Regions from separate parts of the Mus musculus genome. Here regions 2, 3 and 4 are each linked to region 1. Evidence: chromatin loops called from intact Hi-C (ENCODE). Cell type or tissue: left cerebral cortex. All regions are shown on one strand. Each heading gives the region's core, and the rest is flanking DNA. Links, peaks and the distances in the headings are about the cores only.

Region 1 (7,994 bases), core at 1,953-6,952:
GGGCTCTGGGCTTTTGCTTACCCACTAGAAGAGGTGGCTCCTGGAGCGGGAAACAGGGAGAGCGGAGATTGTGTGGAAGAGAGAGGCCTTCTTTTGCTTCTTGAAGGGGGAGCTGTGGTGTGACATTGGCCAGCCTCAGTTCTTCCCTGGACCTCAACCTCCTGGCCTTTTCACCAAGGACTTTCAAGGACTCCCAGCTTGGCTTCCCTCTCTCTCTGGCTGGGGTGGTGGAGTCACCTTTCTGCCCCAGGGCCACCTCAGCTCCTCGCTCTGTTTGTTCTCAAGCAAACCCTTCCTCCTGTTTACTCAGCAAAGATTCTTCTAAGACAGGCTAAGCACACCGTTTACTCTGCTAACAAGTCTTGGCATAGACAGGGAGCCTCGTGTTGACTTATTCTTGAGCCTTCGTTGACATTCACCGGGTAACACAAACACAGAAGACAGCCTGGGAGCACGGGCCTGACACAGCGCTAGGAACTTGCCTGGAAAGGGCCATGCTATCTGTTTTGGTTAGAATCACCCCCTGAGGTAAAAATAATACTGTCCACACAGAAGAGATTCCAACTCGAAACTGTCCCGGCAGGAATGAGGACATCCGAAAGAGACACTTGTGCCCCCACTTTGGCTTTTACACTATTTAAACAGTGGACCCCAAGAAGTTGGAATTTCCCCCCAGGATTTTGTGAAGGGAGAAGGAAAAGTCAGACCTGGTGCCAGCCAGGGGGAAGCCCAGCCAGTGATGGGCAGGAGCACTGCTTGGCCAGAGCTGTTCACCTGGGCATACCTTTTGCCATCTAATTAAGCCTAAATCTTGTGTCAAGATCCAAGATGGACTTGGGCATTCTCTGGGCTTCATTATGTGCCCCCCCCCAAAGTATCCATGTTGAAAAAAATCCCCCTTCTCGTCTCTTCACTGTGACTTGCTTGTTTGACTGGCCTATTGAAGGTGGGGGTGGCCAAACGTAGCTCTCTGGCACTAACAGGGCCCAGGCTCTGTCTGGTCCTAACAACCCTGGTAGCACAAAGCTCTCCTTTAGGTTTTGGGTTTCAGCAGCTGAGCACTTTTCCGAAGGCCTCTGAAAGGCTCCTTGGTTTTTCTTTACAAGACCACATGTGATCCTGCAATATTTGGGGACCATGGCACACTCCCACAGCCCAAGGGGCTGTGGGTTCAATTCCATCTGTACTCTTAGTGGTCCTGGGATCTTGGGACAGTCCCTTTCTTTCTCTGGCTTTCAGTGTCCCCTCCTCCTCCTCCTTCCCCCCTCCTCCCCCGCCCTCCTCCCCCTCCTCCTCCTCTTCTTCCTTCTCCTCCTCTTCTATTTTCTTTTTTTTTTTCCTTTGCTCTATTTCTTTAGGCAAGGTCTCACTATGTAGCTCCTTGCTAGTCTGGACAACTCCTTATCTAAACCAGGCTGGCCTTAGATTTACAGAGATTTGCCTGCCTCTGCTTACCAAGGGCTGGGGATTCAGGATGTGTACCATCACACCTGGTCTCGGTGTCCATTTTTATGGTTCAGGGCAGTTGTCTGGGTGTGTACCTCTGAGCCGTCATGCTGGAGTATTCAAGACGACTCGTTGAGTGAATGAGCACACCGCAGTGACTGGTCTCTTCCACCTGTGCCATCTTGTGTCCAAACCGTCCCTAAGGTGGCTCTACTTGGGTCATCGTCTGACAGGATCTGCCTATCACAGGTTCAGCTGTGAGGCTGAGGTGGCTTCTGCTGCTTCTCCTGCCTCCTCCCCTCCTCTCTATCCCAGCAGGTGCTTGTAACTGGAATGTCTTTTCAGGTGAGGTGCCCTGTGTATTGGGTTTGTCTTTGTTGCCCAGAAACTGTTGACATCCAAGACATCCTGTTGCCTTCCCTGGGTAATGAAAAATTGATTACTTTTCTCTGTCGGCAGGAACTCCATAGCTGTTCACCTTGGCCCCTAGGGTGGGAAACGTTCGCTTCTCATCGCACAGGCGTTTGCTTCCTTTCTGGAAGCTGAGGTGTTGGTGAGGAAAACGTAGAAGCAAGTCTCTGGGCTAGGGGCCAGGTCTTAAGGGCGCTTCTTGTGGCAAGTGTGGTTCATTTCTCTTCAGATGCTGCTAGGGCCAGCCGATGCTGTTGCCAGGCAACCCCTAGCTCAGCTCCTCTCCACAGCATCTCGATGCTCACCCAGCCCAGAGCATTTCCCTGTCTCCCAGGCTTTGGATCATCCTTGCCCCCCTCTGCAGACTGAAACCCTGTGAATGCCCATTTGCCTCATTTCTCCTCTTGGCTGTGCATTAGGCTGGCTATTTCCACACAGGGTGGCTGCTAGGCTTCTGAAAGGAGCATGACTTTCTAGATCTAGGAGGGACTTCCGTGCACCCAGCCCTTCTGGGTACATTTGGGTACATGTACATTTTTGAAGATGGTGTTCCGGGAGAGTACTTGATGTGTGGCCACAGGACTCAGCATCAAGATTCCTGATTAGTGGCTGTGACATTTGTCTGATTGCTCTGTGCATCCTTGCTGGCTGCAGAGGTCAGACTGTGGAACCAGAGTTACAGATGGTTGTGAGCCACCATATAGGTGCTGGGGATTGAACCTGGGTTCTCTGCAACAGCAGCCATTGCTCTTAACCACCACTGAACCATCTTTCCTGTTCCAAGGAGGTTTTCAAAGCGACCAATGGGTTCCTGAGGGTGGGGCTGGTGAATGGGTCTTTGACAAGCCATCTTCTTCCTCCTGGGCTGATTTTGAAGGGCAAGTATACCTTGCTTTCTAGACAGGAGGCTTTCAGTTGCCTGTGCTTCCTGCACACTCTCCATAGCGCTGCGCTCTTAGGTCCTTGCCTCAGCTATTAAGAAACCATTCCTGGAGACACGAGACTCTGCTGGCCTTGACCCCGGGCAAGTCTTGCACAGTGAACTGATCTCATGCCTCCCTCACTAACACAGCCTACAGTGTGGTTGTGGACAACACCTGTAGTTCCAGCTACTTCAGGGACCACTGTCCTCAGGGGTATCCCCTGGGCCCCTGAGACATCCCCACTTCTGCTTTTGACCTGGAGCTGAGTCACAGGAGTGGCCCAAGAGAGCCCTGCTGCCTATGAGTGGTTAACTATTCAGGAGATGGAGCCCTCATGCTGGCCCAGGAACCTCTGGCTTTCTTTGTGTGCTTAGGACCACTGTGGCCTGGGGGCACATGCTGGCTCGCAAAAAAGTGGCTAAGTTACTGAATACAAAAGACGCCTTTCAAGCAGCCTCTGGTTCTTTCTCCTCCTCACCCTCCTCCTCATCCCTTCTCCTCCTCCTAACCCTCCCTCCCTCCTCCTCCTCCTCCTCCTCCTCCTCTTCTTCCCTCCTCTCCCTTCTCTTTCCTCCCGCTTCCCTTCTTTCAGGTTCCAAATAAGAGTCCTACCAGAGTACAACAATGTGCTTTCCTTTTGAGACAGGATCCTAGGCTGGCTTTGAACTCAGTTTGCATCCCAGGCTTCCCTTGAGCTTGTTATCCTCTGCTTCAGCCTTCTCAGTTGTTGGATTTACAGACCTCGTGCTCAGTTGCCTTCTTGCCTCTTCCTCTAATTAATCTTTATTCCATTTTACATAAACCATCGGCTCTCAATAGATTGGAAGTTGGTGATATGGGTCAGTGAATAAAAAGTGTTTGCTATAAAACCCCAATGAACATCGGGCGTGGTGGTGCACACCTTTAATCTCAGCACTCGGGAGGCAGAGGCAGGCAGATTTCTGAGTTCGAGGCCAGCCTGGTCTACAAAGTGAGTTCCAGGACAGCCAGGGCTATACAGAGAAACCATGTCTTGAAAAACCAACAAAACAAAACAAAACAAAACAAAACACAAACAAACCAAAAACCCAATGACCTAAGTTTGAACCCCCCCAGAACCCATAAAAAGTTGCCCCCTGACCTCCGCATGCGTGCTGTGGTCTGTGGGTCCCCTGTAATAAAGTAAATCAACACACAGTAGGCTGGAAGTTTTCCGGAGACACAGGGGCCTATTAGTCAGCCTTCATGAAGGAAGTCCTGTCACTCATGATAGCAGCCTGGAAAGACATGAGAAACTGCTTGTGTGGAGTCAGAGACTGCTGAATTGAGCTGAGGATGCAGCTCAGGGACAGAGAGTTACTTTCTCCCCACTGAGAACGTGGCTTCCTATCAGCCAGGTACTAGACAGCAGCAATGGTGAACCTGAACGTATATATTTTTGGTGGGGATGGAGGGAGTTGAGACAAAGTCCTGCTATGTAACTTACTACATAGACCAGGTTGCCCTCAAACTCATGGTGATCCTCCTGCCTCTGACTCCCCAGTGCTTGGATTACAGGAAGGTGTGTCATCATACCTGGCTTCAGAATGGAGCATGTAGGATGGTATTTAGCAGAAACGGAGGGGGGAGTGGTAGTAGAACTGGGCTCTATGGATCATTCAGGCAGAGGGGATGAGATTCCTGAGGTCTGTTGCATGGCGTGGTGGTTAGAGTTAGCACTAACGTGTTGTAAACTTACAAAGTGTGAGCTTAAAACATTCTCACCGTGGAAAATAAGAATTGTGGGCGATGGATACGTTATTTATCTCCACTTGTTCTACAGTTATCACATGCCACGTGGTACACTGAAAATATACACCATCATCATCTGTCGGTTGATGATAGAAATAAATAAACTCAAGGGCTACCTGTGCCTTTCTCACAGGCGGCCTCCCAGGTACTCTGTAGGGCTGAGTCCGTGGCGTTCTCTTTTTGGGCAGCAGGGGGCAGCAGCGACTTGGGACTCGTCGGATCAGATCGGGTTTCCTCATTATCCAAGCGTCTTTGGCTCTTTCTGAAGTCTGGGAAAGAGGTGGAGTTCAGTTTTTTGTTTTTTGTTTTGTTTTGTTTTTTTAATTGAGTTTTACGAAGTCTCCAGGGAGCGCGCCCAGGAGGATCATCCGTATAGAGCTGAAAGGAGAGTGAGGACCCAGGAAGGGGAGCCGCATGAGGCTTCGGTGTGTGCGGCACAGGGTTCTGACTCTGGGCTGCCTGCGTTTGAGTTGTCACTCGAAACTGAGGTCTTGAGAAAGCCACCCACTCAGATGTCTTGTTTTCTCAGGTGCAAGGGCACTAGAGTGGCAGTGGCAGCTACAGTCAGGGTGATGACTTGACGTTGTGCCTGGCCTGGGTGGATACACCACCCATGTGTTCATTATGTCGAAGACCCAGCCAGCCATTTTTCCCTCCTAGGATCCTGTGACATTGGGAGATGTCAGCCTTTCTGGGTGCACATTTCTCAGGAGGACAGCTGGTTCCACAAATCTCCAGAAATGCTGTATTGAGATTTGGCTCAGCCTGTGCCTTCTCTAGGATGCCTGCAGGGATGGACCCCATCACCCTGTTTATCATAGTAAATTCTTCAGTGCTGTGAATTCTTCTTGTTGCCTACCCTTCCTGGCACGGACTCCACACATTCGACAGTATATGAGACATCATCATGGTTTCTGCTGCACAGTGGAATACCCCGTGGCAAGGTGACTGTGAGTCTAGCAACTAGAGTCAGGCCGCCTGGGTTGAAATCTTGTCATTGGCTTTTGCCAGCTACATGATTTGAGGCAAAATGCTCTATGCCCGTGAGCCTTAGTTTCTCTGTTGTGCCTTGTATCCTAGGGTGATAATTGAAGGAAAGCAGGTGATGGCTAGATGCCTATGGTGTCTGTTTAGCCAGAAGAGGAAGTGGGTCAGGAAAGAGAGGGTCTGTCTTTGGTACTTGCCAGACTCTGGGTGCTAGACATACAGTCTTGTCACCACCACCCCCCATCCCTGCATGTGGGGTCTGATTTGCAGATGAGGAACTTAAGACTCAGTTTACCCACGCCTGAAGAGTAGGAAGAGCTGGAGTTAGGGTGCCCTGCCAGTCTCTGACAGAATCCAGAGTTGCTCTTTTCCTTATTGGTGGCTGGAGGGGTGGGAGAATACGAGGGTGTTTTGTCCTTTTTGTCAAAGACTGGAAGACCAGAGATGTCCACGTTTCCCTGATTTTTTCCCCCAAGCTCCAGGAGGGACTTCAAGAGGGTAAAGGAGTTTAGTGAGAAAGTGGAGATCAGGATCGTCTTTTGAACAGTGGGAACTGATCCAGCAGGAGGGAATGAGAGTGGGCAGCAGGGGGCGCCGTGGCACCAGCAGAGAGCCGCTGCTTTCCAGAGAAGGGATGGGCTTTTCTGAAAGAGGCTCAGCCTGGACGAGGCCAGTGAGGGAATTCTGCCTGAGAGCTGAGGACCGGAGGTTCATAAGGTAGGTACTTTGGAATCTCTTCTTTCCTCTTTCTTGATTTGTGACTCTGGGTAAGTCTTTTAACCTCTTGCAGCTTTGTCGACCTGCCTCCCCCCCCCCCCACCGTGTGTGTGTGTGTGTGTGTGTGTGTGTGTGTGTGTGTATGTGTGTGTGTGTGTTCATGCATGCATATGTGTGAATATGTCTGCAGAGGCCAAAGGTCAGCCTTGAGTGTTGTTCCTCAGAAATATATATATATATATATATATATATATGTATATGTATATATATACATATATATAAAATTGTGTGTGTGTGTGTGTGTTTTGTCTGCATGAATGTCTATGCACCATATGTGTGCCTGGTGCCCACAGAGGCCAAAAGAGGGCATCAGATCCCCTGAAAATGGAGTTACAGATGCTTGTGAATCGCCATGTGGTTGTTGGGAATCAAATCCAGGACTCGCTGGCAGAGCAGCCAGTGCTCTTGACCACAGAGCCATCTCTCCAGCCTCCAATCTCTCACTTGTCTGGGATGGGGATGAACGTTGAAAGTGATAAAGCTAGGTACATATTGTGTGATTCTACTTTCCTAGATGACACAAATCCCTTGACCTGGAAGTGTGTGAATTCATTAGTCTCTGGGAAATAGGGGGTGAGAGTCTGAATGTGTGTGACTAGGATGCTCTGTGGAAGCAGAGGTTAGCATCTGGGGTCCTCCTCTGCTGTTCTGCACCTGGGTTTTTGGGATAGAGTGTCTCATGGAACCCAGAGCTCACCAATTCAGCTAGGCTTGCTGGCCAGCAAGCACGCGTGATGTCTCTGTCCCCCTAGTGCTGGGGTGACAGCTGCTCGCAGCCCTGCTTGGTTTTTGAGTTGGTTCTGGGGACCTGGACTCAGGTCTAATACTTACTGAAACCTCATCTCCACAGCCCCTTAGTTTCATATTTGAAAACTTTTGTTTTTAATATTTTGATTTGTTTTGTTTCAGCAAGGAAAAATTTATCTGAGACAGACTTTCATATATTCCAGACTGGCCTCAGACTCACTATGTAGCTGAAGATAACCTTGAAGTTCTGATCCTCCTGCCTCTACTTCTAGAGTTTTGGAGTCATGGGTATTAGTCACCATACCCCACTTTTCTATTATTTTTCAAGGGGGAAAATTATATTGTAACTTGTCAGGGCAAGTCTCTTAACCAATATTCTAAAATCTAGGAAAAACAGACCAGCGTGTTTATATGCGCTACACACAATCATGTCCGGCTGTAAAAAGCTTATGGCTTTGCTTCCTGGTCACGGCAAGACTAATAGGGACATTAACAAGCGGTCACTGGTCACTCTGCACAGAACTCTGCCATTCAGCGTTAGCAATGGCCAAGGGCACCTTTCCCTTCATCTCACCTTCAAGTAATTTAGAATACAACTTAATTCAGTCTACTAATTGTTTTAGGGAAGTCCCTCCATCCCTCTCATACATACTGTTTTGTTTATACCTCCTGGGTATACCTGAGGTTGTGCTCCGTGCACAGGAGGAGGCATGCGCCACTGATGCCTTCCAAGCCTGCAAGACCTTACTCGGTGCACTGGGAAGAGACCAAGAGGTCCAGGGCCTTTTCCTGATTCTTGTGGTGACTGTGGCAAGATTCAGTTGGGAGGTCAGGCTCCCTGGGTTTAAGGTGACTCTGGGCTTTGCCTCAGGACCTCAGGTCTGTCCTGGAGCTGTGCTAATTAATGCAGGGCACTGGACTGGTTTACTGGAC
Region 2 (7,994 bases), core at 1,880-6,879, 900 kb after region 1:
TCATCAATCAAGAAAAAGTCCCACCAACTTGTCTCTCTAATGGAGGCAATTCCTCAGCAGAGGTTCCTCTTCCTAGATGTCTCTAGTTTGTGTCAAGTTGACAAAAAATTAACCAGCACAGTGGCCTAGACAGAGCCACTGTGTCTCCTGAGTTGATATATGTAGGCACAGGATAGAGAGGAATCCCCCCACATTCAGGGTATTTCAGAGGCTTAAGGCTTTTTGCACACAGACAGATCAAAGCTACACAACCCATTGGGGTCAGACGCTACCTTGAGCCACTGTCCCTTCAACAGTGACAACCTCTGCTCATTAATCATACTCATTTCTGGCTTTCTGCCATTCATTTGCATATAAAGATGGCTAACACAAAAGGGACAGATCCAGGAGTGAAGGCTGAGAAGGGTTTGGGGGGGGGTGTTCTAAAGGCTCAGGTCAAAGGTATCGGGGTGCATTTTTTATTCTTCCACATACACACCTTTTCTTCTTCTCTTTGGGGGCAAGTCCTGTACAGACGAGGAAACCGGAGAATCCCAAGGAGATCGAAAGACTTGTGTTCTCCAAGCTGTCTCTATCAGGCAGCAGGCCAGTTGTGTTATCTCACACACAATGGGTGAGTCTCAGGGGAACGTGAGAGATAGGTGCTGTCTCAATAAAACACAACTTGGGACCTGAGGACCACCACCTGAGGCCCTCCACACACATGTATGTGTTCTCATACATGCACATGAGTGGCAAGAGTCAAGGCATCGATTCCCAAATGTCCCCAGGGAGCCTACTATCTGCCCCCTTACCACACAGACAAGTCATGAGGCTTCAGGTGGCACCCTGAGCTGGATAGCAGCACAGCTAGGTAGCACTGGCCCTGGTTTAGCTACACGCACTGCCTTCTCCTGGTGCTCAGGGCTGTGTATGAAGCAAGGTGGTAGAGCAGAACTGTCTAGCTGAGTTCCCTCCTCCACTGCCCTAGCAGTTTGAGGAGTGAGGCACTGCACAGCCCAGCCAGGCACCCTTCACTCGTACAGGGGTCAGGGATCCTGTGTGCTGAGGCTTAGACATGGAAGGCCAGAATTAGTCCTTAAGTTTGTCAACCACCTGCTTAGGAACTCCTTCCAGGAGACCCATACTGCAGTCTGACAAGATGCCAGCCCCTTCACCTCCACACTCACCCATGTTGCTTTAAATCACATCACTGAGCCTTGCTTCCGAACACAAAGCACGCATGTGGTGTGTTACAGTGGTCTCACTATGCTGCTAGGACTGGCCTGGAACTCCCTCTGTAGAGCCTGCCTGGCCTGGAGCTCACAGAGACCCACGGTCTCTGCCTCTGCCTCCCAAGTGCAGGGATTTAAAGGCATGCATCACACATCTGGCTGAATTATGGTGTTTCCAATGTGCATGAAAAGTATTTGGCTCTTATAGATACATAATGATTTAATTATAGAAAACAAAGACAATATTTCTTACTGTCATTACTCAGCAACTAAGCGTCAAATTAGTGTATTGTGGGGTTGTACTGTACTAGAATGTTCGGTTTATTTCTTCCCATGTGTGTCCTCACATGTGCCTGCGTGAGGGCCCGCGTGTTACTTGTCATGTGGGGTGAGAGGACAGCTTTATGGAGCTGCTTCTTTCCTTCTACCATGGAAGTTCCAGAAATCAGACTCAGGTCACCAGCCTACCAAGGCGAGTGCTTTCTCCTGCTAAGTTACCTTGCTAGTTCCAAATATCGGATTTTAAATTTTATTTGAGTTTCATTTTTAAAAAGGGGTTTCAAAATTAATTTTGTTTTGACATCAAACTATTTCTGATATGGTTTTAAATACCCCTCCCCCATTTTGTCTATGCGTTTACCTGAAGTAGATTCCTCAGTATATATGATCATAAAATCAAATTGTCAGTCAACTCTGAAAAACATTGAAGTTGCTTAATATCCTGCAGCATCAAATATTCAGCCACTGTCTAATTCTTCCTTTGAAGATAAGCAAGTACACCCATTTCATTAGGATGCAAAAAGTTTAAGCCCTGACTTAGGCATGTATTCAATCCCAATTACCATTTCCTCCTCTTAAAATGATAATGGAAAAGCAATCTGATCAACATAATTTATACTCATGTGTCCTCAACTAATAGTGCTATTGGAGAGGGGGGGAGGGAGAGAGAGAGAGAGAGAGAGGACAGTTGGTCAGTCTGTGAGATCTCTGGAAGGTTGCTTTGCACACCCTTGCCTGGGAAAGGACCCCAGGGACTCGTTACTGTCAGGTTTGTCACTGCATTAAATTCAGCCAGTAGAACAAGCAAGTGGGTGCAAAGGGACATGCATGCTGGCACTTGTTACTTGGGAGGGATCCAGCTAAGAGAGCCCTGCTGCTGGGGAGACTCTGCCCCATCCAAGAATCTTCTTCTAGAAACATCCGACGTGCATTGCTGGAGCCTCGGTGCGAGGGATGCTGGGCCCAGCATTGGTAGCATCTGGCAGCATTCTAGGACTGCTCTACCTGAAAGTTCCAACGTCTTCCACATTCCCCTCAGGAGACAAGCCAGTCCCAAAGGCCTTAGGACCATATGGTTATGACAATGCCCCACTCGTGGTACAAACTTTCTCTACCAGTTACTTTTTTCCTTGACATGAACAAATAAATAGTTGACAAACTCAATCAGAAGGGCTCATTTGCTAGATGGAGAGGCAAAGGGAACAAGAAGAGGAACAGAGAAATGAGAGAAACAGCCACTGAGGCCAGACAAGGCAGCCCAGTTAGGGGAATGGGATCCACAGGCATGCAACACAGTCAGGGACAGCCCCACTCTAGTTGCTGGGAGAACTGCATGGAGAGCAAGCTGCACATATGCTACATATGTGGGGCAGGGGTGGGGCAGCCTAGTGTTTACCATGTGAAAAGCAGATGTAGTGAATTACAGGGACGTGTCACCTCTCCCTGCCTGGTGACATCCCTTCAACCCTGAGAGACGCTATGCAGACCAGCACGTAAGGGTGAGGGGGGCCCCCCACCACATCAAACATCTGGACCAGACCCTGAGCCTGGGGGAGCATCTCCCCACACAAGGCCTTCAGCGTTTCACCTCCAACATTCAGGTCAGATTAGCATTCCAAGCCAGTCATTCACTGCCAAGGACCAGGGCTCCGGCCCTCCATCATCCTCTGTTGTTGTATGTATAAGACAGCGGTGGCTATCAATTCTTGAAGGCAGGGCAGGGGCCGGGGGGGGGGGGGGTGCTTGTCTGCTGCTAGGGCCTCCGGGTGTGGTTAGGAGTCACACTGAAAGGACTGTGCCGGCCTAGAAACTGCATGACCTCAAAGCTCAAGGAGATGTGAGAGGAAATGAAAGGGCTCAGGACAGAGTACATGGAATCAGAGATGCCACAGCCAGCCAGCTGAAGTACAGTCTCAAGCTGGATGGAGTCTCTTCTACTCAAGCCTCATGGCCCTGCACACACTCGCACACACACGCACACTCGCACACACACACACACACACACGCACACACACGCACACACACACGCACACACACCACACCTGCCTGCACGCACGCAGGTTCCCACTGCAGAACACTCTTAGGCTAGGAACATGGCAGGTGTATGAACTCCCTGTGGGAGGTGCTGGGAAGGAGGATAACATCCTTGCAGGCCTCTTCCCCGCCCCTCCCTCCTTCCCCAGCCTGGTGCATCTCCTTGACTCCTCAGCCTCAGCATCAAAGATTCATCAAAGCTGAGACCCAGCAAAGCGTGTGCTTCACATCTTTAAACGCGCTTCTTCCCAATGAAAAATTCAGTGGAAAAGGCAGGAAATTGAAGGGGGTTCAAAGAGGAATCAGAGAGGGAAGGGAGGCTTCAGAAAGGAACCGGGGGCGGGGGGGGGGGGAGATGAGCAGCTCTCTCTGTTATGGCGGCACTGAAGCCACAGTACATTTACCAAGCATCTGCCTCACTTGAGGCACAGGGCAGGCACACAAGTGGGTCCTTCATATGGCAGCATGGGCGGAGGAGCACCGTGCAATTCTGGGAAAGCCATTCCGAGATCACAGAGACGGTTCTGCAGAAGAAACAGATTGGCTCCTGGGTATGGGGAGTGTAGAGTTCAGGAGGTGTGAGCCTCAAACATTCTAGAGTCTAGATTACTCATGTCCGCACCGGAGTTTAGTGCCTGCCCTTTCTATCACCTGGTAAAGGAGGAACATGCTGTGTGTGTGTGTGTGTGTGTGTGTGTGTGTGTGTGTGTGTGTGTGTATGAGAGAGAGAGAGAGAGAGAGAGAGAGAGAGAGAGAGAGAGAGAGAGAGAGAAATATATATAGACAGACAGACAGAGAAAGAGACAGATACAGAAAGAAATAGGGAGGGACAGAGAGGCTGAGAGACAGAGAGAACTGAGGCATGCATGCATGCACACGCACGCACACGCACACACACACAGAGACGGAGAGACAGAGAGGCAGAACAGAAACTGAGAGAGATCTGGTGTTGTGGGAATCAGAGCAGGGATCATTTCCAGCAGGAAACTGGGGTACCCTTACTAGAGAAGAAAACAGTGTTCCACATAATAGAAGACGAGCAAGCATTCAGGAGAGGAGGCAGGCCACCTGACATATGAACAGAGACCATGCAGCTAAGGTGCCCAGACCTCCTGGCAAAGGGCAATGTATGTCTGGCCTGTAGGGGGAGCTGGCTCCAGGGAACAGGAGGACGACTAGACTCGGATGACGCCATCGAACCACCCCCACCCCAACCCCCATCAAGGAAGGCCATGTGTCTGCAGGGGTTGAGGGAGCTCGGGTGCTTGTTCATCTCAACCCTCAGTGACTTGTCACCTATTATGAGTCATAGCTGCCCTCAAACCTCAGTTTCCTGATCTGCAAATGAAGATACCAGTCAGTCATCTAAAACTTCCTCTTCTGGCTCATTTGATTCTGGCAGCTTGGTTCTGTTGCCCATGTGAGGGAGGGGCAGGAAGCTCAGAACGACAAGATCTAACCATGGCTTCCCCATTCTCCCAAAGGGCACCCCATCACTACCCACAGCCCCCTCATGTCAAACCAGTCTCTGGTTACCAGTATCCTGTGGATGGAGGAGCCTCAGACATATGCCAGGAAGCTGTCCTAGGTCCCAGGCTCCTCCTTTCTCTATGCTGGAACATCATCCACTCTGGCCCTGCAGATGAGCAGGAAATGTCCATGCCTAAGGTAGGCAACCCAAGAGCCCTCACCAACCTGGGGTTGAGCTCAGATTCACAGGCTGCGGACCTCACCCTACTCTCTACTGGCAACGTTCAAGGTCAGACGGAACCTGATGGTAAATTTCCACATCCTGGCCAGACCTAGTGGCCCTTGAGAAGAAACCAGAGCAGAACTTACTTGTGAAATAGCAACTGACACCTAGGTAGAGTTGGCAGGTGTCAGCTGCTATGTGATATACCTACCTCCCACCCCCTACCTCCACCCCCACCCCCACTCTTCTGTGGGAAGCATGCTGACTGCCCAGCTCAGCTCTGGTACAGCACAGCAAAGTGGCTTGTGGCTTGGGCTTTGGGGTCAGAGGTGTGGTTGGGATTGCCAGCTCAACAGTTTGCTAGCTAGATGATGTTAACCTTAAATGGCTTTTCTTGTCTTTGCTGAGCCTCAGTGTTCCCACCTGTAAGACTGGAGTATGACCGTAAAGATCAAATGTGACCATGATCTTACAGAACAGGGTTCTAATAGCCATCAGCTGATAGTAGAATTGTTGCTGAGGCAGCTCAGCAGTTTGTAGCTAACCAACCAAGTGGGCTGGTTCAACTTGACTCCTTGAAGCTGTGTGGCTGGCCCCACCCAGAGTTTCAAAGCTTGATGATTCCACAGTGCCCTCTTCCTGCTTAGTGGGGCCATTACCACCATCAACGCCGTCCTGAAGATAGCAAGCCTTCCATTTCTGCCCTCTGCAGTCCTGGCCCTAGAACATGGCTCCCAAAATACAATACCACAACACTATCAACAGATGGCCCCTCCCTGAAGGTGTTGAGGTTGTCAAGGGTCTCCCTCCTCCCCCCTCCCTCATCTGTCTGTCTCTCTCTGTCTCTGTCTCTCTCTGTCTCTGTGTGTGTATCTGTCTGTCTCTCCCTCTGTCTCTCTGTCTCTCTCTCTTTCACACACACACACACACACACACACACACACACACACACACCAGCTCAACTACCATGTCCAACAACAGTCTTTTCATTTAAAAGAAAATTAAGGGACTCAGGAATATTCATTCCACAAAGACAAACACTAGGACCAGAGTTCAAGCCCCAGGATCCACATGTTAAAAAGCTGGACATAGTGGTTGGCATGACCTTGTAACCCTAGCACCGGGGAAGTGGAAGCAGGCAGTTCTCTGGGGTTGGATGACCAGACAGCTTAGCCTACTTGGTAAGTTCCAGGTCGAGTGAGAGACACTGTCCCAAAACACAAGATAGATAGCACCTAGGAGTCAGTGCTGTCCTCAGACCTCTGTTAGATCCAAAGGAAACTCCAGTTCCTCAACCTTCAAAAGCCAATCCAACTATGCAGAAATGTTCAACCTGAGCTGCATAGGAGGATTTCTGGTGGCTAAATAAAAGCCAGCCTTCCTCGGGAACTTGTGAGGCCACTTCCCATCTGCCAAAGGGACCATTTCTCTTTTCTCTAGCAGTGGGACCTACGGCTCTCCATTGACACACACCTGTGGTTGAAGTACCATAAGTACTTTGTCTACATTTCAAAGTGCCCACTCCAGCCTCCTGGCCCCTCCCTCCCCACAGATGCTCACCCTCCATGTACGGTGCAATTCTCATCATGATCTCTATTCTCTATATCCTGGTCTTCTTCCCTCTCTTGCAGATAGCCCTGGCCACGTTCAGTCTACTTCTTTTTCTCTCTGCTCTGGACTGTTCCAGATGCCTCTGGCTGTTCTCTCACTCATATCTACAGTTAAAACAAACAAACAAACACACAAAACAAACACAAAACAAAAAAACACAAAACAAACCTTTTTCCTTAGCCATACCATGAAGTAGTCACGTCAGCAGTTTCTTTACTGCACCCACTCACCTACAATCTCTGCATGCATGTGCACACTTGTGCATGACCACATACAATTTCTTCTAAAGATCGTGGCGATGTGGGGCTGGGGGAGATGGGGTGGAGAAACAGAAAGAAGATTCCACTTCCCACAAGCTTCCAGGCAGGGGAGGAAGTGGGGAACAGAAGGCTGCCATTCCAACAACTTCATATGCTTTCTGTAAGTTTGATGCAGCAAGCCGCCCAGCTCAGGGGTCAACTGCAAGCTAGGGGTTGGGGGACAGCCATGTGGCTAATCCCAGGTAAGCAGGCAGAGCCCCAGGTAGGTGAGTGTCTCGTGGAGAGTTAAAGGTTCTTTGGAAAGTCAGTTGGATGGTGTTTTGCTGGAGCAAATACATGAGGAATGTTTCACTGAAGCAGACAAAGGAGAGAGGATGTTCTGCTAAAGCAAGCACATGAAAGGACACATGTTGAAAGGTTCTTTGATAACGACATGCATGTATTGGTCCACCTTACATTGCATAGTTGAGCTGCATTTGTCGGGACTCCATAGAGGGACACACCAAAAAAAACTTCTGGTGATGTGCTGCAGTTTCTGCCACTTCCACAGATTTGTGATGTCATCTGAGACAGCTGCACATGCTGAGGTAAGACCCATGGAGGACACGTAACGTCTTGGTGGGTATAAAAAGGACTCAACAACAGTGACAGAGGCTGAGCTGGGCTTGCTAACAGAGCTAGATGTGCAACGCTTGTGAGTTTTGCGTCTTTATTTGCTTCCTTGAGAGAGGCATAGCCAAGAACTTCTCCTGATCTTCCTCCTGGTCCCTCCTGCTGACTTGTGTCGAGGCTGAGGCCTGGCTGTCTCATGCCACTGCTGCTGATTCATTTTTGCTATCCCGACTCTACAGAACTCAACTGCTGGTGTATCCTGGAAGTGTTTTTGAGTGGATCGAGCTGCCG
Region 3 (7,994 bases), core at 1,416-6,415, 1.1 Mb after region 1:
TGTAATGAAGATCCCGCTCGACTCTTGCAGAGGACCCAAGACAGGAAGCTCATATACACCCTCTTCTGGACTCCATGGACATTGCACTCACATGCACATACCCATTTTTAGATCACATGCAAGCATAATCAAAAATAAATTCTGTCACTAAAGAAGAATGAAGCTGAAAACAAGCCTTATAATTCCAGCCAACATTTTTTTTTAATCTAAAATGAGAAACACTAAAAGCTTCACAGGAAAGGAGACGGTTGTAAGAAAGTGGTGGGTTTTTCCCCCCCTCACACATCAAGTTGGTATTTCTACACAAATACTTAACTCTTCCCAAATAGCTGTTTTAGGGAGGACCTGTCCCAGGGAGTCTTAGTATAAGCCTCACACATAGACCTGGTGTGTGACCAGGGCTGGGATGAGAGCTTTATCAGTACAGTGTCTGCTGTGGCTCAGATCCCCAGCACCCATATCAAAGAACAAGGCCTGGTGCTGTGTCTGTCATCCAGGGCTGGGGACCTTGAGCTCATTGGCCATCCTGTGTAGAAAATTGGCGAACAACAGATTCAGCAAGAGACAGTTTCAAAACACTAAAGAAGTGAATGAGGTTAGTGCCTTGATGCCCACCCCTGACTTCCACATGCATATGCACCTCCACACATGTGTACAAATACATATATACACACATACATTCACAAAAAACCCACATATAAACACATATATAAAACACATACATTCACATTTATAAACACATAAAAATGAAAGGGCATGGCCTGCTGTCATATTTACATCTATCTTTTAAAAATGTAGCATCCATCACAGCTTGTTGTCTGAGAAACACTTCTAAGTGCACACACAAGGGCCACACCCTGAGACCTGTGAACCCTTAGTTTGGGTTCTATTGCTTTTTCTTCCCTAGTAAACGAGCTCTAAGGAAACCAGTTCATCACCAGTGGTGGGTGGTGACACAGACTTGTTTCCCTCCCCTCTGGTAAGCTAATCCCTTTGCAGAGTGACTTCCAGCTCCTCCCATGGGGCCTGGCACACACTTCCTCATCCATGGAGTGTGAGCTGGCCTGGGAACTTGTTTGACTTGACCAACAGAATGCAGCAGAGGTAACCTGTGGGACTGTAAGGTGAGGCCTCAGGAGACCTGCGCTGACCACTGTGGCTCTCTGAGAAGATCACTGGCTCACTGGACGGGGCTGGAGCCTTGAGGATACTCGATCATGAAAGAAAAGGAGCCCGGCCATGCAGCCGCCCAGCCAAGCAAGCACTTCACAGTGCCACCATGTTAGGTCCTCTAGTCCTAGTGGTCCCACTCCACTAATGTAGCCACAAGAGTGCCCTGGAGCAACACAACAACCATGGATCAGACTGCAGACTAAGCACTCACCTACAGATTCAGTCGCATATAAAGTAGTTGTTTTAAGTCTCCTGTGGAAGCCAGCAGAGGGCATCAGATTTCCTGGTGATGGAGTTACAGGCAATTATGAGCACCACCACCCTGGGTGCTGGGCAACCAACTCAGGCCCCCTGTTCCGCTGGTGTTTACACTTAACCACTGAGCCATCTCTCCAGTCCCACCGCCAACCACTTTATTGTCTTAAAAGAAGAAGGCAGGCAGCAGGCACAGTTCAATAGTTATTTCTAATAATACATGATGCTGATAAAATTGAAATGAAGGATTACTTCTCTCTCTTTCCCCAAAGGTGCACAGGTAATTCTCACCTGCTCCATGGCAACCCTTCAGAGATTGACAAATTTCTTTGTGAAAGGTTGGGCAATGTTTTGAGCTTAGCAGACAAACACATTCTCGGCTGCAGCTTCTCTACTCTGCCACCGTAGAATAGAAACAGCCACAGACAGAATGTGTAGCTATTTGAATGTTCCCCACAGGCTAAGAGATTGGAACACTTGGTTCCCAGTTGATGCACTGTTGCGGGAGGTTTAGGTGGTTCAGCCTTGCTAGAGGAGTGCCACACTGGAGGTGGGCTTTGAGATTAACAGCCCTGGGCCATTTCTATCGCTCTTTCTGCTTTGTGCTTGCAGTTCACCACCGGAGCTCTCAGATTCCTGCTTCTGCTACCATGCTGGCTATTAGCTAGCTTGCCTCTGCTCTCCCACAATGGAGGAATGCACGGCAGCACACAGGCAGACCAGTTGCTGGAGAAGTTGAGAGTTCTGCATCCAGATCCACAGGCTGCAGGAAGAGAGAAACCCTGGGCCTGGTTTGGGCCCATTTCCTCCAACAAGGCCATGACTCCTAATCCTTTCTAATAGTGCCACTCCCTAAGCATTCAAATATAGGAGCCTCTGAAGGCCATTCTTATTCAAACTACCACAGGGTCTTAGCCGTTCTGCGAAGAATCCAAAGCCTACCTGAACTGGAAAATGGTGATAATCCTCCTGTATTAGGGGGTTAGCAAAGTTGATTAGCACAGAGATAAATAAATCAAAGGGAAAGGGGTAAACTGGGTAAATGCAGGTTCTTTAAAGGGTAAATCAGTCTGATTGGTTGCTAGAAGAGTGGCCCTGGCCAAAATTAACCTAAGATTTCCCAGATGGTTAGTGTCAGTCATCAAGAACAAAAGCTATGAGACTGGCCTCTGGGCATGTCTGTTGAGGGGCATCCTAATCAATTGATTAAGTTGGGAAGACTTGCCCACTGTGGGTGGCACCACTCCCTGGGCAGGAGACCCTAAGCTGTGTAAGGAGAAAGCAAGCTGAGCACTCCCATGCAGACTAGCATCCATCACTCGCTTCTGACTGTGGACATAGGGATGTAACAAGACTAGCTGCTTCCGGCTCCTGGTGCCTTGACTCCCCTACCACGAAGGGCAGTAATATCCTTGAACTGTAAGTGAACATAAACCTCTTCTCCTTTAAATTGCTTTCGTCAGTGTATTTTATCACAGCGGCAGGAAAGAAAACTAAGACCGTCAGCGTTTACTGAGGCAGCACCTCACGCAGCTCTCAACCATAACCAAGACAGTTTATTACCATCTTCATTCTGCCCATGAAAAGAATCTTGCAGTCGCTCAGTGACTATCCGCATTGCACAGTTGCCAATGCCAGCTAAAACTCCAGCCCTGGGCTAGCCCTGAAGTACCTTTTTTCCTATGTCATACTGTCAAAAAAAAAAAAAAAAAAAAAAAAAAGGGTAAAGATTTACTAATTGGTTATAAAAGTGAGGCTGGAGAGATGGTCAGGATAAAGCCCTTGCCAGGCAAGCATTAGAACCCAGTCAGGTAGGTGTGATGATGGCCTGTCTAGAGACTACAGAGTCCTAGGGTGAGCTGGCTAGCTGATGGGAAAGCCTTGGCCAAAGACCTTACATCAGCAAATGAAGAGGGACAGGAAGACACCCAAGTCAATCTTTAGCCTTTTCAGGCATGCATGTGTGTCCTGCCCCCCCCCCACCCCACCCCCCCACACACAAATACACTATGAACAAACACACAAAGTAGACAGGAGAATATTTATACCTAAAACTCAGTTCTAAGGCTGAATTCTGTTGAATAAACATATTATTCATCAGATTTTTTATACTCCAATTGTTCTTATAGATGCAACAGCCAAGAGTCTAAAACAATATACCTTTGTTCTCTACTCAGTAAATCTGAAGTTTTTGCCACAGAAATTCAGGCTCTGCAAATTCATACAAGTTATGTCTTCAGTATAACTTTTTAAAATGCAAAACAAAAAATTTAAGGCAAATTAATGATGAATCAAAACAATGGGTGATGCATCTCAGGCACTTTAAACACCACAGCAGTCATTCGGAAGCTTCCACACCCCTTTCTAAACTACACGCAGGGGGAATTTTGTTCTACAACGGTGTGTTCACGGTAGGAAAAAAAGCAAATACTAAATAAAATACTAATATATGTTCTAAACAAGATGGGAGAGAGGCAAAAAAGGGAAGAAGAAAAATCACCATGAAAACCATTCTATTGGGAGCTGGAGAGATGGCTCAGCAGTTAAGAACGTGGAAGCTGTTGCAGCAGATCCTTTCAGTTTCCAGCACCCACATCAAGCGGCTCACAACTGTCCACAATTCTAGCTCCAGAGAGAACTGATGCCTCTGGCTTCTGTGGGCACTGCACTCACATGTACATGCCCAAACTTGGATACATACACATAATTAAAAATAAATCTTTTTAAAAAGATCATATTAATGTTCTTTTTTGTTACTGATATTTACAGAGTTTGTAATACCTAGATACACATTAAATCTTTAACTAAAAATGGAACCATAATATGTATATATTTCGCTTAAGTAATTATTCTTAATATAACTTCAACAGAAGTGCTGATAAATACTACCAATATGAAAACTGCCAAGGCTTTTATTAAAATATCAACCTCTCTGGCTCCCTCTGGTGGCCACTACAAGAAATCTGGTCTTTGCCTTGGGGTAAAAAACAAAAAACAACAACAAACAAACAAAATGATCCAACCAAGACTAGTTTTTGTTACTACAGGACATATGAATAAATTATTTGGGTACATAGTTTGGGCAGACAATGTACAACAGACACTTTCCAAATGAATCTCCTTATTATCCAACATAACAGGATACAATAACTGGACCAAGCTGTGTCCTGCAGAGAAGAATCTCTAAGAGTGCAGGAATCTAAACACATATCCTTGAAAAGCACTAGATTATCCTTCTGAGTGGTGCACATAGTGTGCTTCTTATAATAAATGTTCAGCTGAGACGTGCTTCATAGCTGCGCTGGGGTGTTCCCTTCAGAGTCTACTGATCTGCATGGAATCAGCGGCAGGCAGTTCCACCTATAGGGTTGCAGACCCCTTTAGCTCCTTGGGTACTTTCTCTAGCTCCTCCATTGGGGGCCCTGTGATCCATCCAATAGCTGACTGTGAGCATCCACTTCTGTGTTTGCTAGGCCCCGGCATAGTCTCACAAGAGAGAGCTCTATCTGGGTCCTTTCAGCAAAATCTTGCTAGTATATGCAATGGTGTCAGCGTTTGGAAGCTGATTATGGGATGGATCCCCGGATATGGCAGTCTCTAGATGGTCCATCCTTTTGTCACAGCTCCAAACATTGTCTCTGTAACTCCTTCCATGGGTGTTTTGTTCCCAATTCTAAGAAGGGGCCTAGCTCAGAGCTTCGTGGAAGGGGCGTGGTCTGCACTAATTCCAACCGAGGCATACCCACGACTGCCTCAAATGTGGTCATTATACAGTTAACACTTCCCCCATACAGCAAGCATTCCCCAGCAGACAGCAGTCGGGCACCAAATAACTTTTCTCTGCTTGTTTAAACAGTGACTCCTGAGAGACGGAGGTGGCTCAGTGGATAAAGCACTTGCTGTTTAAGCATGAGGACCTGAGTTCAGATCCCCAGAACCCAAGTAAAAGGCCAGAGAGGTGTGCCTTCTACCTATAATCCCAGCACTCCAGAGACCGAAACAAGGGACTGCCCCGGGGAAAGCTGACTAGACCTGGGAACTTCCTAGCTTGGGGAGAGACTGTGACTCAGTAAATAAACAGAGTGATCAAAAGAGATACCCAGTGTCAGCTTTGGTCCTCGGCCTGCATGCATATGCACGTACATCCCAAGCACATATAACCAGACATACACACTCACATCACATGCACATATACATGTGTTTGAGAAAGGAGACCTAAGACGCACAATTTAAAAACCCTCAAGATTCCCCGCACTTCTTTCACAATAAAGGGCTGCTAGGATAATTGATAATCTTAACTGATGGATTTTTAGCAAATTTAATAACTTTGAAATAGTAATTGTTTCCCCCCACACGCTGCAGTGAGGTATAGAATAGCTAAGAAGTTTCCCTTGTGATATTAAAGGATATTAAATTTCTAAATACAGTTGCTATTTGATTATGATAGAATTGGACTTCCCTAGGGAATCATCTTGTTCAGCTACAGGAACTAGCCTGTGGACCTCGCCACTGGAAAAGCAGATCAGTCAATCTTAGTTAGCGCTGATTCCTGTGACGAAGCCTTCCCTGGCTCCTGAAAGTCAGTCAGTAATACAAGAAACACAGAGTCCTATAAATTGTCACAGGGAACACCCACTGCCAACAAGTTGTGTGAGGCAGCAGACAACACTTCATGGAGGAAATCACCACCCTTCACACTGTCCTTCCAGCCGGAACAAGGACCTCTGTGGGAGGCTAAGTCAGCAGTCTCCATGCAGAGGGATGGACCCTGACCTGACTTAAGATACTTCCTGAATTATCCTTTAACCCAGAAATGGGGACACAACTGGGTGTACCTGGAGGAAATGACAGGGGTGTTCAGGACATATATTGGGTACTCTGACACCAGCCATGCAGAGATAGAGAAGGGAAGATGGAGGAGCGACCACGCCTCCGTCAGGGTCACTTTACAGCCTTGACTGACATACTGCCATTGTTCTGGCCCCCCCCCCATGCCAAGCTTCCTCCTCCACTGGGAGACTCTAGATGGAGGTACCACACACCCGCCAGCTATTCGGGTCTCATTATATAGTAATAAGATGAACTTTAACGTATCAGCAAAATTTCAGCGAGACTCTGTACCTCAAAACACAGTCAGGGTTGAGTCTGATTAAACGAAACTGAAGTGAACTTACTGAGGTGGCAAAAGGTCTTCTCCTAGTGGTCACGGGTGTCACCTAATAAAACTTTTTACAAACTTATGAGAAGCAGAGAAAACTGAAAATCTTAAGTAGTACTGACTTTTCTCAACAGCTAAAAGCAGATTCTCTACCGTTTGTTCTCTTAACCATTTAAGTAAACCTCTCTAAAATTCAGATCTTAAAAGTATAGATTCACTCGGTAGTTTCTCCAGTATGTCCCCCTTCAGTTGGCTTCGGTTTCCTTTTCAGTTGGACTAGGGATAAGGCCATAGAGCCTGGAGCATTGGACAGCTACTCACACCCTCTCCTTTAATATATGAACCCTCCACAAAATGATGTAACATGGAGTTCACAGCTGCAAGGTGTGGGATAAGAAGTCTGTTTTCCTTAGACTCTGGGTGATTATAGGTGTGAGCTACCATGCCTGGACTTTCTTTTACTTCAAGGTTAAGGAAAATGTTTAATAATGAACATATCTAATTTCTAGACGGTTGTATATTTTTATATTGTTACCTATCTGAACCAGTAGATCCATAGCTTCCATATATTCCAGGACCCTGGGACCCAGTGCCCTGGCAGACTGGGGAAGTGCTGTTAGAATGTATTTGTGTTAGCTGCTAATATACATTAAATTAGAGTTGCTTGCTGTTCCTTTAGACTTCACACCAAAGATGGGAAATGAGTTTTTAAATAAATTTGTGTGTATATTATTTTTAATCACTATCTCTACTGTTTTCTTTACTTCAAGTGCAAGTATATGGAAATATGCAAATGAACACTTTAAAAATAGCCTAGAGTAAAACCAGCATATTATCAAACGGCAATAAGGATGGTGACTGCTCATATCGTTTTCCAGTTCTGCATTCTGGACTACATTAATGGCTGATTTCCCTGGCCCTGCTTCTCCCTTGTCTCCTCCACAGGTTAATTCTGCACACTCTATAATGTTTTCTTTTTATAAAAATTTTTAGATGGATTTAATTTTTGCCCGCATGTATGTGCACCATGTGTGCCTAGTATAGATGGAAGAGCTGATGGAATTAGGACTATGGATAACTATGAGCCACACAGAGGTTCTCGGAATGGGACCCAGATCCTCTGCAAGAGCAACAATGGCTCTAAACAGTTGAGCTATCTCTCTAGACTTGGAGAATGTTTGCTTAAACCTAACTCAAACCATGCAACTTCTGGTGGCTAATATTCTTGTCTCTAATATTTACCTAAATCTCAAAAGTAAAATGTTTACACAAACTCAAATTGTAGATTTCTTTATTTAAGCTTTAGTGTGTGTGTGTGTGTGTGTGTGTGTGTGTGTGTGTGTGTGTGTGTGGCTTTAATTCATAAGCTTGATGCAAAAGTGAGGAAAGATAGGGCTCTCCTCTTCAG
Region 4 (7,994 bases), core at 2,021-7,020, 1.1 Mb after region 1:
TAGGGAATGTTGCCACCCACAGTGGGCAGATCTTTTTACCTCAATTAACATAATCAACATAACATCTGCCCATAGGTGTGCCCACAGGCTAACTTGATCTAGACCAGTGGTTCTCAACCTCTAGGGTGGTGATCCCTTTGGAGGTCAAACAACCCTTTCACAGGGGTCAGATATCAGATATCCTGCATGTCAGATATTTACCTTGCAATTCGTAACAGTAGCAAAATTAAATTATGATCATGAAGTATCAGTTAAAGTAAGTATGGTTGGGGGTCACCACACTGTGATGTTGCAGCATTAGGAAGGTTGAGAACAACTGGTCTAGACAATCCTTCATTGAGATTCTTTTCCAGGATAATTCTAGATTCTGTTAAGCTGACAATGAACAGTGACCATCCCAGAGATTTTCTTCAATTCTCAGAATAAGATGCTAAGAACCTGGAAACATTCTGTCCAGTGACCACTGGTAATACATACACCCTGCCATCCATCCATCCGTCCATCCGTCTGTCCGTCTGTCTGTCCATCCATCCATCCATCCATCCATCCATCCATCCACCCATTGATCCAAAACTTACTCATCCTGTGTCATGTACTTAGTCAGTCAGTCTGATTGCACTCAGTCGATGCTTTCAGAGAGTCTCAGAGGTGATAAAGGATTCAGGAATCCAGGTGAGAGATCAAGCTGGACAAGTTGAGGGCAGAAATATGGATTGGCAGAGCAGAGGTGAGAGGGGAGGAGAGATAGTTTGGTGCATTCAGAGATTCTCAGAGATGATAACGGATTCAGGAATTCAGGTGAGAGAGCAGAACCTGGACTCTCTGAGGGAAGAAGTGAGGACTGGTGGGACAGAGGTGAGAGGGAAGGGGAGGCTGGTTACAGAGAAGAAGGAATGTTGAAGATAGAAAATAGATTTAGTGGCTACCTTGTCGGTGGACATTAGAGAAGGAAGAGAGCACAATAGTGCTCACAGTTATTAGCAACTGAGCATTTATTAGTGTTGGAGCCATGATTATCAATACCTGGCATTTATCATCCACTTTCAGAATGCCAGGCATCGTTCTAGATACCTTATGGACAGAACCTCATTATTCCTCACAACCTAGTGGGGTGGATGCCACTGTGACTGCATTTCAGATGAAGAAATGGAGTCAAAGGGAGTTAAGTAGGTTGTTCTAGGTGAGGCAGCTAGTAAGCGGCAAGGGAGGGGTGACTCTTGGGTGTCCAGTTCACTGCCAAGTGGGTGCCTCCTTTTTCAGACACAGGAAGTGAAGGGAGAAGATACACAAAACAGATGTGCAACGTGAGATGCCTGGCCTCACGCTGGGAAGAGCCGGGAAGGCAGTGTGTGCCTAGGCAGGAGGCCAAGGAGAGTAACTGCACTGGAAATATCGGTTTGGACACCAGCAGCTTGGCTATGTAGGGGGCAGAAAACATGGGCTGAGGACAGAATGTCAAGGACAGAGTCAAGGACAGGATCTGGGAAAAATCCCAAGAGCAAAAGGGCTGTGGATGAAATGGAGCCAGATACAGCTCGTGGGAAGGAGGAGCGGCTGCAAGACTAAGACAGGTACCAGGAGCAAGCACGTGGAAGCACAGTCTGGGAGAAGGGAAAGGCTCTCTACAAGGGAACAATGTTGCCTGTGTCAGAAACACGCCAAGGGATGGATTCACTGGCAAGAGCTGCATAGCAGCCGCTGTAAGTGTACACTTGGGGCCTGGAGGCCTCCTGCTCCTGGAGCCCCTGGGTCAGGGACCACACTGGGGCAACCGAAGCTCAGTGCTTCATGAACATGCAGATTCCTGGGGCCTATTCCTGAGACTTGAATTTATAAGGGGTGGAGCTGCGGCCCAGGAATCTGAATCTTTAACAAGGTAAGGCCCCGAAGATGGTATTTCTTTCCCCGCACCTGCTCCAGATTCTGGCTTCTTGTTAAATGATCCGTGCTCTCTGCTTTGGGAGATCAGCATGTGAGCGGCCAACCTTTTCAGTTCATGCCTTCCCCCAGGGCCTTGGACAACCATATCCAAAGACAACAATGAGCAAAATCTCTGTCTCTATCTGTCTGTCTCTTTCTTACAGATACAGAGAGAGAGAGAGAAAGAGAGAGAGAGAGAGAGAGAGAGAGAGAGAGAGAGAGAGAATATCAAAGAGAAAGCCACTTGCTTCCAAAATAAGCACACATCTACATAGCACCCTAAATGTACCCATTCTCTTCTGATCCCTGAAGCAAAGCCAAACTGGTCCTGGTTAGGTCTGGGATGGGAGAAATGGACCCAAGTAAGTGCCTATAAACACAGCCAACCCAACCAAAGAGTAGGAAAACAGAACGGTAAGATGGCTCTAAGCCACTAGAGTCAATATAAGTATATTTATTCTTAGTGTGTAGGGGACACAGAGGTGACAGCTGAGAACCATATGGAAAGAACAAGAGCTGGAGATGTGGGCAGAACCTGACGGACCATCCGAGACCGGTGGTAGAGTTACACTGGCCCAGCCATGGAACATCTTCCACATACACTAGGAATTTGGACTTCAAGTCTTGAAGAAATGGAGAGCCTGTGTGGTTTTGAAGTAGGAACTGTGTATTGTATTTTAGAGAGCTCAGGAGATCAGCTGTGGGAAGCTGGAAACCTCTCCGTCTCCTGTGGCATCCAGCAGAGGGATCTCCATCAGAGAGAGCACCCTGGCGTGTACCTGGCACTGGCAGACGCAGGTCTTGGAGTTTGTCTCTTCTAAGCTGTGGAAGCTGAAGACTGTAGTGTGGGAATAAACCATGGGGTATGAGGAGGGGCATGGGAGGAGGGGAAGACACACTCAATGCAATTCCTCAAATGGGGGGAGGAAGGGGGGCGCATTCCTTTCCTTATCTAAATATGTATTTAAAATAATCACAGAAAATAAAGTTGAGCTTTTGCAAGCTGGGTTAAGGGAGGCGAGCTAGAAATGCACAAAACCCAGCAAAGTAGGAAAAATAAGCAGAGGAGAAAAGAATATAAAAACAGGAAGTCTGCAGGCAGCAATTCCCCATGAGGTCATCGGCAAAGGCCCCAGAGGTTGATTCTCTGCAGGCCACAGGGTGTGGAAAGAAAAGCAGGAACCGTCTCTCAGAGCCCTGGGCACTAGGACAGGTCAGAACACGGTCAACGCTGGAGGCAGCTGGAAAATGTGAAAGCCATTTGTCCATGGGATGGGTGTGGGGGTGGTCTTCAGGCTGCCCAGCCCCAGTGGGAGGAGTGGAGTGGGAAACAGGGAACTGATAGCTAAAGCTGTGACCCGGGTCTGGGTCTAACTGAGGTGACTGAGTATGGCTAGGGAGGCCTCCAAGAAAGTGTGGTCTGGGGACATACTAATGACACCCAGCTATGATGTCAGTAGGACCTGAGACCAGGTAAAAAGTGGGTTCTATTTGCTTGTTGTTTTGTTGTTGTTTTTAATTTATAGCAAACTATTGTCCTGACAGCCAAGCTCAGAGCCTGCGTGACTGTGACCACTCAGAGAGGCATTTTTGCCCCCTCATACATGGGATGTCAGTGGTGGCTCTGACGTGAAGGGTCATGGAGGCACAGGGGACTAAAAGTGGGGGGAAAAGCTGGGGGTCCTGTGAGAGTGTGCCAAAGGACGAGCTTGGTGAAGTTCCCCACGTGCCACTCACGTGACTCTTTCTTTGGAGATAGGGTCTCTCATTGGCCCAAAGCTCAAAGCTCAGCAAGTATAATAGCTGGTGAGCTCCACCCCCACCCCATTCCTAACCCATCTGTTTATCCATCCCCAGTGATGAGATTATAAGGCGCCCGGCCTGGCTTTTTCACTTGAGTGCCAGGGTGAGGTAGTTCCCTCTCTTTGTGTGTTTCATCTCTCTCTCTCTCTCTCTCTCTCTCTCTCTCTCTCTGTGTGTGTGTGTGTGTGTGTGTGTGTGTGGTATATGCGTAAGTATAAGTGCAGGTATGTGCTCCTGTGCAGATCTTAAAGGAAGGCACTGGGTGTCTTATCTCCCACTTTCTGCATCACTGCTCCAAAGAGTCTGTCACTGAGCCAGAGGCTCAGGATTTCATTACACTCCATCCATCTCCCACAGTGGCGGGGCTCCAGTCCCGTGCAGCACGCCCAGCTGTCTCCTGAGTGTGCTGATTCAAACTCAGGACCTCGTGCTCACTTGGCTCTCTCTGTCTCTTATCTACTGTGAGGCAGAGAGCCTCCTGCACACACCCCTGCTGCCATGAGGTGCTGCCCAGGGTCTCGGAGGCCCAGCCACCACCACAGAGGAGTCTTCTGAAGCCAAGATGAATCGGCAAAACGCCCCAACCCTGGCATCTATGTCTCCTCCAAGTCTGTTTCCCTGTCACCCATTTGGTGGGAAGGTATGGAGAACTATCTGGAAATGTAAATATTCTTGGCAGGGACTTGTTTGCATAGCAACCGAATGGGACCACTTACTATCTTTGCGGACAAAATATTTTAGTCCTCAGGCCAAGTCTAACTTCCCAGGAGTCAGTGAGCACACAGAGGTCAAGCAAGAGGCTTTGCTGCTCTCAAGTTTTTCCAATTACTTTGAGTGTTTATGATTCATCTACCTAATAAGATAAAGGGCCAAAATAAAACCAAGAAAAAAATGACACCTTTGCTCCTTTTTCCATCTCCAGGTTCAAGTACTCTTTCACCTTTTCTTTCGAAAAGTCCAGGCCTGAGCATTGCTCTAGTGTGACCTTCGATGTTTCGCCACCTGGTGGTCTCAGTGGTAACTGCATGTTCATGCTTCAACATCCCGTGTTTGTGGAGTGTCCACTGTGTATCAGGCACTACACAGTGGTAACTGTACTTACTCACTTCATATTCATATTAAATATAAGGTTCTGCCTGTGTGGTTAGACGCTCACCATGGATTAGTATCAAATGCACTACAGATACCCCGTAGCTGCTGTTATAGGAACCCATGAGCATCGTGACCAAAGTTACTTGAGGAGGCAAGGGTTTATTTGACTTTCACATCACAGTCCATCGCTGAGGAGAGTCAGGGATGGAGCTAAGCAGGAACCTGGAGTGAACAGAAACCATGGTGGAATGCTTCTTACTGGCTTTCCCCCTCTGGCTTGTGCTCAGCTTGTTTTCTTATACAACCCACCTACCTAGGGAATGGTACCACCCAGAGTGGGCTGGGTGTTCATAAACAATTATCAACCAACAGTTCCTACAGGCCAATCTGATGGAGGTAATTTCTCAATTGAGATCCCCCTCTTCCCAGGTGTGTCAACGTGACAAGCAAGATGAGCTGTCACCACAGCCTGAGTCAGACACCATCCTGTTTGTTGCCATTATAACTGGACAAATTTCCCTGCACACATGCAAACAAAACCAGATATCTGCACCTTCACCACATGGAGACAGAAACTTAGAAATAGCAGGCCCCATCTTCTGAGAACTTCAATAGTTTTCATGTTCCCAGAGAGTTTCTGAGCAGTGCTATTATTAAGGAAGACAGGGCTGGGGAAGATGGCTCAATGGGTAAGGACCCACATTCAAGCCCTAACACCCACATACAAAGCCAGGCATGGTGGTGCATGCCTGTAACCCCATTGCTAGAAGGCAAGAGTTAGTGGCAGCAGACTCTAGGTGCTTGCTGGTCAGCCAGTTTAGCTGAACCAGGGAGCTTCAGTTTCTCTGAGACACCCTGCCTCAGAAAATAAAGTGGAGAAGCAGTTGAGGGAAACACCTGAAACTGACCATTGACCTCTTGCTGTGTGTGTTCACATATGCAGATAAATGTTCACATTTAGCATGTATATGTATGCATATAGAAGTCTGGGGACAACCTCAGCTGTCATTTCTCAGTAGTCATATATGGTATGTATGTATGTATGTATGTATGTATTATGTATGTATAGGATCTCTATTTTTTAACTAGGCTAGACTATCTGGCCAGCAAGCCCAAATGTTTTGTCTGTTTCTACCTCCCCAGTAACACCACACCATGCCTGTGAGGGGAAGGGGGGTGGATGGGTGGATGGATGGATGGATGGATGGATGGGTGGGTGGATGGATGGATGGAGGGATGGGTGGATGGATGGATGGAGGGGTGGACGGAGGGAGGGGGAGGGGAGGGATGTACCCATGGAGGCCAGCAGAGGCTGTCAGATGCTCTACTTTATTACTCTTCACTTTACCCCCTTAAAACAGGGAGCTCACTATTTTGGGCTAGGCCGGTTGGCCAGCAAGCTCCTGGTTTAGACCTGTCTCGGCCTCATAGCACTAGAGTGACAGGTACATGTGGCCACACCCAGGTCTTTTACATGGCTACTGGGGATTTGAACTCAGGTCTAGCAAATGATCTCAGCCACTGAACCAGCCCCTCAGTCCCCCACCCAGCTCTGGACATGGTTTCTGAGGATCCAGCCCAGGGAAGCACCTTGAGGACAGACACACAGTTAGTGGGTGACACGGTCCAATCATAGCGTTCTAAAGAGAATGTGTATTAAGGAGACTGTCCTTTTGTGACTGGGTTACCTCACTCAGGATGATATTTTCTAGTTCCATCCATTTGCCTAAGAATTTCATAAATTCATTGTTTGCAATAGCCGAATAGTACTCCATTGTGTAAATGTACCACATTTTCTGTATCCATTCCTCTGTCGAGGGACACCTGGGTTCTTTCCAGCTCCTGGCTACTATAAATAAGGCTGTGATGAGCATAGTGGAGCAGGTGTCCTTATTACATGTTGAAGCATCTTCTGGGTATATGCCCAGGAGTGGCATTGCTGGATCTTCCGGTAGTACTATGTCCAACTTTCAGAGGAACCACCGAACTGATTTCCAGAGTGGTTGTACCAGCTTGCAATCCCACCAGCAATGGAGGAGTGTTCCTCTTTCTCCACAACCTCGCCAGCATCTGCTGTCACATGCTGTCACAAAAGAACACACATGGTATGCACTCACTGATAAGTAGATATTAGCCCAGAAGCTTGGAATACCCAAGATACAATTCACAAACCACATGAAACACAAGAAGGAAGATCAAAGTGTGGATACTTCAATCATTCTTAGAAAGGGGAACAAAACACCCATGGAAGGAGATACAGAGACAAAGTGTGGAACAGAGATGGACAGAATGACCATCCAGACACCTGGGGATCCATCCCATATACAATCACCAAACCCAGACACTTTGTGGATGCCAACAAGTGCTTGCTGACAGGAGCCTGATATAGCTGACTCCGGGGAGGCTCCACCATTGCCTGACAAATACAGAGGTGGATGGTCACAGCCTACCATTGGACTGAGTGCAGGGTCCCCAATGAAGGAGCTAGAGAAAGGACCCAAGGAGCTGAAGGGGTTAGCAGCCCCATAGGAGGAACAACAATATGAACTAACCAGTATCCCAGAGTTCCCAGGGGCTAAACCACCAACCAAAGAATACACATGGTGGGACTCATGGCTCTAGCTGCATATGTAGCAGAGGATGGCCTAGTTGGTCATCAATGGGAGGAGAGGCCCTTGGTCCTGTGAAGACTCAATGCCCCAATGTAGGGGAACGCCAGAGCCAGGAAACGGGAGTGGGTGGGTAGGTGGGCAGGGGGAGTGGGGAGGGGATCGGGCATTTTCAGAGGGGAAATCAGGAATGAGAACAACATTTGAATGTAAATAAAGTAAATGTCTAATTTTTTTTTTAAAGGAGACTGTCTGTCTAAGTGGAAGACAGGCAGAAGGTCAAGGGCACATCGTGTGTGCCCTGTCACTCACACCACTGCCTGCAGTTTTCCTTGTGAGCACCAGAAGCCTGGCCTCGGCTGCTCAGGCAAACCCTCTCCGTGTGCACTGGAGCATCCTTTAGCAGCTCGAGAAGTTACACATTCTCTCTTGAGAGAGCATGGGAAGAGAATGGCCCCATGGTGGCCTTCCCTGTACATACACAGGAAAGGCATGGGCTGCTGGGGGTGGCTCACCTAGTTGTGGTCCACACAGAACCCAAAGCTTCTGGAAGAAAACAGAATGTAGAGG

The links. Hi-C counts contacts between places; a loop is a spot of excess contacts. Peaks named below come from ENCODE experiments on the same cell type or tissue, not always from the same donor. Only the 100,000 strongest peaks of a DNase experiment are listed, where the experiment ranks them.
Region 2: it touches region 1 in a loop (2.8-fold over the local background); 8 of 42 quality-filtered maps call a loop at or near these places.
Region 3: a loop joins it to region 1, with 3 times the contacts of the local background. A loop is called at or near these places in 3 of 42 quality-filtered maps.
Region 4: a loop joins it to region 1, with 4 times the contacts of the local background. A loop is called at or near these places in 3 of 42 quality-filtered maps.

The regions. Positions count from the first base shown.
Region 1 is chr9:61,896,749-61,904,742 of GRCm38, reverse strand. It overlaps Gm34974 (a long non-coding RNA gene), which reads left to right and starts at 5,971. Exons shown (of 6, transcript XR_001779199.2): 1 at 5,971-6,254. Gm35058 (a long non-coding RNA gene) reads right to left here and starts at 246. Exons shown (of 3, transcript XR_379526.4): 1 at 22-246. In left cerebral cortex, for the core only: CTCF peaks have their summits at 4,731 (motif pointing right) and 6,118 (motif pointing right); DNase peaks (open chromatin) are centred at 2,094, 4,743 and 6,131.
Region 2 is chr9:60,996,123-61,004,116 of GRCm38, reverse strand. Gm51680 (a long non-coding RNA gene) reads left to right here. Exons shown (of 3, transcript XR_003948176.1): 2 at 7,943-7,994. Among named protein-coding and RNA genes, the nearest start is that of Gm5122, 17 kb to the left of the region's middle. In left cerebral cortex, for the core only: CTCF peaks have their summits at 4,662 (motif pointing right) and 5,845; DNase peaks (open chromatin) are centred at 4,008, 4,725, 4,972 and 5,835.
Region 3 is chr9:60,815,953-60,823,946 of GRCm38, reverse strand. All of the region lies in intron 1 of Uaca (uveal autoantigen with coiled-coil domains and ankyrin repeats), which reads right to left. Among named protein-coding and RNA genes, the nearest start is that of Uaca, 26 kb to the right of the region's middle. In left cerebral cortex, for the core only: CTCF peaks have their summits at 1,429 (motif pointing right) and 4,370 (motif pointing left); a DNase peak (open chromatin) is centred at 4,382.
Region 4 is chr9:60,753,190-60,761,183 of GRCm38, reverse strand. No RefSeq gene overlaps it. Among named protein-coding and RNA genes, the nearest start is that of 1700036A12Rik, 11 kb to the left of the region's middle. In left cerebral cortex, for the core only: a CTCF peak has its summit at 4,730 (motif pointing left); a DNase peak (open chromatin) is centred at 4,727.